Regions from separate parts of the Homo sapiens genome. Here regions 2 and 3 are each linked to region 1. The links are chromatin loops, found by intact Hi-C in ENCODE. Cell type or tissue: PC-9. All regions are shown on one strand.

The links. Peaks named below come from ENCODE experiments on the same cell type or tissue, not always from the same donor. Only the 100,000 strongest peaks of a DNase experiment are listed, where the experiment ranks them.
Region 2: a loop joins it to region 1, with 6 times the contacts of the local background. A loop is called at or near these places in 3 of 110 quality-filtered maps.
Region 3: a loop joins it to region 1, with 6 times the contacts of the local background. A loop is called at or near these places in 29 of 110 quality-filtered maps.

The regions. Positions count from the first base shown.
Region 1 is chr1:51,568,015-51,570,514 of GRCh38, reverse strand. The region is part of intron 2 of EPS15-AS1 (EPS15 antisense RNA 1); the gene reads right to left. It also overlaps a transcript of OSBPL9 not described here and the pseudogene CALR4P. Among named protein-coding and RNA genes, the nearest start is that of OSBPL9, 48 kb to the left of the region's middle. RefSeq lists enhancers at 888-1,047, 1,208-1,257. In PC-9, CTCF peaks have their summits at 894 and 1,095; DNase peaks (open chromatin) are centred at 4, 564 and 1,074; H3K4me3 peaks cover 1,223 bases; H3K27ac peaks cover 2,500 bases.
Region 2 is chr1:51,660,033-51,662,532 of GRCh38, reverse strand. The region is part of intron 2 of OSBPL9 (oxysterol binding protein like 9); the gene reads right to left. Among named protein-coding and RNA genes, the nearest start is that of OSBPL9, 44 kb to the right of the region's middle. In PC-9, no CTCF peak of the experiment used is centred here; a DNase peak (open chromatin) is centred at 1,232; H3K4me3 peaks cover 1,492 bases; H3K27ac peaks cover 1,954 bases.
Region 3 is chr1:51,768,066-51,770,565 of GRCh38, reverse strand. The region is part of intron 12 of OSBPL9 (oxysterol binding protein like 9); the gene reads right to left. Among named protein-coding and RNA genes, the nearest start is that of MIR761, 67 kb to the left of the region's middle. In PC-9, CTCF peaks have their summits at 1,190 and 1,389 (motif pointing right); a DNase peak (open chromatin) is centred at 1,415.

The DNA of each region.
Region 1 (2,500 bases):
CATCTATAAAGTAATGTGGTTAGACTAGAAAGGCTCTGAGATCTATTATTACCCTGATACTCTCTGGAGGAGGAAGTAAAGTCTTATAGTTGAAGATGGGGGCTCTAGAATTAAATGAACTGGTTGAGTGATCCTGCACAAGTGAAATAGCCTCAATGGCTTCATGATAAAGCAGAGAAATTAGGAGAACCCACTTCATGGGGTTATTATGAAGATTAAGTACAGTAGTAATATATGTGAATGAAACACATTGGTAACGAGTAAGTGTTCAGTGAATGTTAGCAGTGATTACTATTTGATCTACGAGGCTATGGTAGAAAGATGTCCAGAAAGTGCAGGGGCTCTTTCTACCACAGCATTTTTGTATGGTAGAACCTCATTCTGGTCACCCAGGGGAGCCTCGGAAAAACAGGCCTTTGTTTTGTAAAGTTGTAGAACAGTCTTCAAGTATCTCTTGAAAATCAGAGGTAGCATGGTATGCAGAAAGAATCAGACAAACGTGGCTTAAAATTCCAGCTTGGCTCCTTGCTAGCTATGTGGCCCTAGGCAGGTGACTCACCTCCTTATGACTCAGCCTCCTGATTGTAAAGTGGAGATAATACTCATTTTGCAGGGTTGCTCTGAGGCTTGAATAAAAGTATGTGTGCAAAGCTTTCAGCACAGGTATGGAAGAAAATACCAGAGATTGGTGAGGTCAAGTGCTGGATCTCTCTGGCTGCTTTTTGGGTATTTAAGCCTGAAGACTCTGTGCTTTCTGCTTCTAGGTCTCCAAACCAGTGAACATGCCAAGTTTTATGCCTTCTCAACCAGGTTGAAGCATTCAGCAATGAGAATGAGACCTTGGTGTTTCAGTTTTCAGTAAAACACAAGCAAAGGAAGTATTGTGGTGGCGGATATGTAAAACTCTTTCCTGCCACCCTGAACCAGGAGGATATGCACTCAGGATCCAAGTATCACATCATGTTTGGTAAGCTCTCTGATAGCAGTCACTGTCAGCTCCATTAGGTCCTAATGACAGCCACTGTAGTTGTTGAAAACGCTCAGATTCACTTGGAACAGAAAATGTCTAATATGATAACTCCACCCCGCCTCCATGTGGCAGGACTCTTCAAAGACCTGAAAAAAGCAACTCTAAACCTGAATGTTAATATAAGTAAACCACAGAGGTGGGGAGGCACATGGTACCATATTAAGAAATCTATAGCACAGGGAGACATTTTCCAGTTCTCAGAAGAGGAGAAGGAGGTCATCAGCTACGTAGACCCTCTCACAGGTACACTACAATAAGGCATTGTACTCTGCCTCAGTGAGAGAAAGGCACAGGAGGTCAAGGAAGTGACCTTTTTTTAGCATCTGAAATGTGTCCAGAGTGTTGTATCTGTAACCTAAATATGTAACTAGGCCTCCTTGGGGCAGTCCAGATCTTACTTAAGCACGTGTGTGTTTTGGATAGTGAGAGTGGTAACATGGGAGGTAAGGTTGAAAATTAAGTTAAGGCTGGGTGCAGTGGCTCACCCCTGTAATTCCAGCACTCTGGGTGGCGGGGGGCTGAGGCGGGTAGATCACTTGAGGTCAGGAGTTCGAGAGCATCCTGGCCAACATGGTGAAACCCCATCTCTACTGAAAATACAAACATTAGCCAGGCATGGTGGCTAGCACCTGTAATACCAGGCAGGATAATTGCTTGAACCTGGGAGATGGAGGTTGTAGTGAGCCGAGATTGCACCACTGCACTCTAGCCTGGCTGATAGAGCAAGACTCCGTCTCGAGAAAAAGAAAAATTAGCCAGGTGTGGTGGCGGGAGCCTGTAATTCCAGGTACTCAGGAGGCTGAGGCAGCAGAATTGCTTGAACCTGGGAAGCAGAGGTTGCAGTGAGCTGAGGTTGCACCACTACACTCCAGCCTGGGCGACAGCCTGGGTGACAGAGTGAGACTCTGAGACTCCGTCTCAAAAAAAAGAAAAGAAAAGAAAATTATGTTAAATCTATTCCCAACTGTTGGCAGATAAGGCTTTCTGGGCTCAGAGACACTGATGATCTCTAGAGTTCCCTCTAGAGTTTTTACAAAGCATAAAGGGCCCCAGGCTCTGTTTCTAGGTAGCCTTGGGTTTGAATACCAACAATGCTACTTACTAGCTGTTTGTCTTTGAGCAACCTGCTTAACTGTTCTGAGCCACAATTTTCCCAGCTAAAAGTGGGGGATAGTAACACCTACTTGTAAGAATTAAATGACATGGTATAAAATGCCTGACACAGAAGGGGTTTCTGGTTGGGTTTGGTCAATGGGAGCCCTGGGAGATCAGAGATGGAAAAGAGAGTTGTGTTCCTCAACTGAAAGTCAGCTTCTCTCTTGCCTGTCTTTTCCACAGGATTCTTTCTTCCAGGCTCTGGCAAGCACTCCTTCTAGCCCCTTTAGGCCTAGGGGTAGAACCCCATTGTTGCTAGCCCTGAGCATAGCACTATACTTTATGTTTTCACAATGTCCTGCCCCAACCTTTGTA
Region 2 (2,500 bases), 92 kb before region 1:
CAGCCATCGGGTAGAAATTCTAAACCTTCCTGATGTGCCCTCCCACCTGAAGACTCACTTGCATCTAAACCCAGCATGCTTCCTTTCCACTTATCATAATGGAAAAGGCATCCATTCTTCTATCGAAAACCCAGTCCTTCCACACTCATGCTCCATATCCCTGCCAATTTTCAATTTCTGTCTCTCTCTTCCTGGTCTCTATTTCTCTTCTCTGTCTCTCTCTCTCTTTTTCCCAACTGCATTTACACATACTCAAGACTCAAGTCTTTATACTCTTTAACAACAGCCCTTTTCAATTCCATGTCCTAACCAAGCAATTGGCCAGCCTCTCTCATTCCCTTTTAGTCAAGATTATTCAGCTGTCCAATCCTCTAGTTTATAATTTATTTTAACCTTCCATTCCTTGGAGGATATGTTACCACACCAATGGTTCTTCTTCACCTTCACACAAGGTGACCATACGACCTGGTTTGCCAGGAACAATCCTGGATTATTCCTGTTGTCCTGGCTCAATAATGAATAGATCCCCCTTTCATTCTCAAGCAGTTCTGGTTTAAGGGATGTGGTCACTCTCCGCCACAGCCTAGCCTACAAGGCCCTTAGTGATTTGCTCCATGCCTACCTCTCTATTCTACACTTAAATAGCTTAAGGTTTACCAATTGCCCCAATTTCTCTCCTACCACCATTTTTTGCACATGTTCCCTCTGCCTGAGACATCCTTCCTCTCCCTTTATCTGGGTTTAGAGTATTTTTTTGATTATATCTGGTAAAGCAAAACTCCCTTTGATAATCTATATATGAAATGGTGTTCTGTTGTTAAGAAAAGTTATTTGTTATACTAACCCACAAAAATATCAATGTTTTTCTTTCAACTCCACTTTTATGACCCCCATTGTGCCAACATAATAAACATATACATCTTTCAGTGACCTCTCATGATTTTTTTCTGAAGGTTTCAGATGGTCAGCTTCTTAAAGTTCTATCAGTACTTGAGGTCACCAAGGTGCCTGTTGCTCCAGGGTCACACTATCAAGGCACCAAAAAGAAACTAGAGCTACACAGTCTTGTCCCACTGGATGAATTTCCTGACTTTCTCTCTTTTCGTTTTTTTTCTATACACACAGACATACTTCAGACATGAATCATCATTCTGATGCCAAAGACAGACAGATAGTTTTGCTCTCACGGCTTGGGGTAAAAAAAGAGAAACAAAATTCTGGCTATTTTGGGGCCAATCTCCCTTTGCGAAAAGTAGGCTGGTGAACTGGTTCCAAAGATAATAAAAAAGAATGATGACTCCTCTGAGACATAGATTGCTCACAGGCTCCTAAAAGGAATGTAGACAGTGCTAAGAATACACAGCATAGCTACTCCCATTATAACTCTACAACCACATACTTTTCATCACTGCTTAAATGACATTGGAAGTCTATTTACATTCACATAGTGCATTTAAATGTGGTCCCTGAGATTTAGGCAGAACAGGTCACTACTCTTCTTTAGAGATTAAGAAACTGAGACTCAGGTTTAAAAAAAATTTTTTTTAAGTTTGCCAAAAGTCCAACAACTAAAAGGGAGAAGAATACTAGGTCTTGCAAACCCTGATCCAAAGCCTGTTCTTAACAGGACATGGTGACAGTAAACAATATTCACTAATTACTTCAACAAACTTATTAAATACCTATTCTGGGCCAAGAACAGTAACAGCCAAGGGATACAAAACATGTCTATGCCCTGGAGGAACATACAGTCTAGAGAGGAGTGACAGAATCAATAATATAGAAGGGAGCAGAATGGCTTGCAGTTCAACCTGCTCACTAAAGAAGACGCTGCATGGAGGACCTACTTTAGCATCATTCATTCATTGATTCAACAAGTATTTATTGAATTTCTAGGCACTGGCCTAGATGCCAGTAAGAGAGTGGTAAACAATTTGCTTTGCTTTTGCATTCAATATTTTACCTTCTTATTCCCCCTTACATGAATTGAAAGTATGTAACTTTTCTACATTTTGAGAATTCTTTTGTCTTTTTTACAGATTTGTATGCATTTGGGGGGATTTTCTTTTTGTCTTCTTTATTAATATGCAGGAGTTATTTATATATACACAGAATATTAATCCTTTGCCAACTGATGTATTTTAAGTATTTTCTCTTCTATCCATGAGTTGTCTTTTCCCTTTGACTGTGGTATCTTTTTTTGTTCAAAGGTTTTAAATTTTGAATGTTGTCAAATCCACAAATATTTGCCATTGTGGTTTATGCTTTCTGCTCTATCTTGACATCATAAAGATATCACCTATGCTTTTTTTCTAAGTTTAAAATTTCATTTTATACCTCTTATACATCTGAAATTTGTTTTTGTGTATCACATGGGGTAAAGAGTAATCTTCTTTTTTTCATATGGACACCCAATTGATCCAGTTTCATTTACTAAGTGATAATGTCTGATTTGTAACGCTCTATCATATACCAAATTTCCAGCTTTCTCCAAGACCCA
Region 3 (2,500 bases), 200 kb before region 1:
TGGCTCACGCCTGTAATTCCAACACTTTGGGAGGCCAAGGCAAGAGGATCACTTGAGCCCAGGAGTTTGAGTCTAGCCTGGGTAACATGGTGAGACCCCATCTCTACAAAAAATAAAAAATTAGGCTGGGCATGGTGGCTCAGGCTTGTAATCCCAGCACTTTGTAAAGCCAAGGTGGGCAGATCACTTGAGGTGAGGAGTTCAAGACCAGCCTGGTTAACATGGTGAAGCCCCATCTCTACTAAAAATACAAAAAGTTAGCCGAGCGTGGTGGCATGCGCCTGTAGTCCCAGCTACTTTGGAGACTGAGACATGAGAATCGTTTGAACCTGGGAGGTGGAGGTTGCAATAAGCCGACATCGCACCTCTGCACTCCAGCTCCAGTTTGGGCGACAGAGTGAGATTCTGTCTCAAAAAAAAAAAAAAAATTAGCTGGGCATGGTGGTGTGTGCCTGTGGTTCCAGCTACTGGGGCGGCTGAGGTGGGAGGATCACTTGAGCCCATGAGGTTGAGGCTATAGTGAGCTGTGTTCGTGCCACTGCACTCTAGCCTGAGTGATAGAGTGAGACCCTCTGTCTCAAAAAAAAGCATGAAAGTTACCTTTAAAATGCTTTGTGCCTCTGTGATGTATCTCAAAATAGAGTCAATCTTTTAAATCAATTGACCTAAAAACCCCAAATCCTATAACATATGAATCTTATTTTAGATGTAATTTCAAAGGTCCTATTTATGCTGTGTTTTTTCTCCTTACCCATGATTAGAAACCATGTCTGAGCCAAGTGAAATACTCAGTAAGACTGTAAATTGAAAAAAAATGGGATAAATTTTCAGCCATTTCATAATTTACCTTGTTCAGAACAAATGATATAAAGAAAACAGTTAAAAACAACACCTATGTATACAGGAAAGTTTTATCTGCAATGGGCTAAGTTGTCTAGAATTTAGGCATAAAATCATAAAGTATGCAAAAACAATTTAAAGCTATGAATTATAATAATAATTTATCGAGTACCTTGTATGCACCATACACGGTATGTCTATATCTACATTACAACCCTAAGGAAAACACAATGACGCTCATAATACACAGACGCTCGGAGGTTCAATGACTGGTCTGAAGTCATACAGCTGGTGAGTAGTGGAGCCATTTCAAACACGTCTGGCTCCAAAGTACAAGTTCTTTCCAACATGTACTTTTATCTAATTTATAAATGTGTAAACTACAGTGCTCAGTGCCATAGTTACACAGAAGCTATCATTAGTATAGGTCTTTAGAAAAAGAACAGTGAAAGGACTTAAGCTTTCAAGTTCTCTTCCTTCAGAAAGAGAAAAACAAAAAATAGTAAAAAGAAATTTGACCTCAGTTAGAAAATCAGCAGTAGCAGCTGATGACCAGCAGGTGTCACAAGCTCAAATAGCTACAGATGCCAGGCAGAGAATATGTGGATAGGACCAAGACATAAGATATATATGGAACTGGGGAGTCAGCATACCCAACCTGAAAGAATCTAAAGCCTTGTTAAAACAAAACAAAAAACAAGTCAACAGAACACTGTGCTGCCCAAATAAAACATCTGCAGTCCTTACTGGTTTGGGCTTCTAGATTAGAATATACAAACAAGGAAGAGTGAAATTGAGGGAGAAAAGGAACACAGAGTGGGTTAGTTGGACATAAAAACTTAACTCTGGACCCTTTCAAAGAGATGTTCATGAACTGTGTGTTTATTATGGGACAGGGTACTGGGAGAGCATAGAAGGAACCTTAACAGCAGGAATAGAAGAAGCCCATGAGCCTGTGCATGACTTTGTAGACCTGCCTATTACAGGTACAACAGGTGTTTTAAATGTTTCGATTTCATAGAAATTTTGGGAGAATCCCTCAAAACGGAGCCAGAGAGTGTCTATCAGTGATGTTACCAAGAGCTAACCACATATTATCAAGCTTTTACTGAATACAGTCATATGCTTTTAAAGGATGGATACATGAGTGATTTACTAGCAAGTGACATTCAATTGCACTTTTTTAGAACAATAGCTAATGTATTGTCTTTAGGCCAGGTGCAGTGGCTCATGCCTGTGATCCCAGCACTTTGGGAGGCCGAGGCAGGCGGACAGCCTGAGGTCAGGAGTTCGACACCAGCCTGGCCAACATGGCAAAACCCCTCCTCTACTAAAAGTACAAAAATTAGCTGGGCATGGTGGTGGGCACCTGTAATCCCAGCTATTCAGGAGGCTGAGGCAGGAGAATTGCTTGAACCCAGGAGGCCGAGATTGCACCATTGCACTCCAGCCTGGGCAACAAGAGCAAAACTCCGTCTCAAAAAAGGCTGGGCGCGGTGGCTCATGCCTGTAATCCCAGCACTTTGGGAGGCCGAGGCGGGCTGATCATGAGGTCAGGAGATCGAGACCATCCTGGCTAACACGGTGAAACCCCGTCTCTACTAAAAATACAAAAAACTAGCCAGGCGTGGTGGCGGGCGCCTGTAGTCCCAGCTACTCG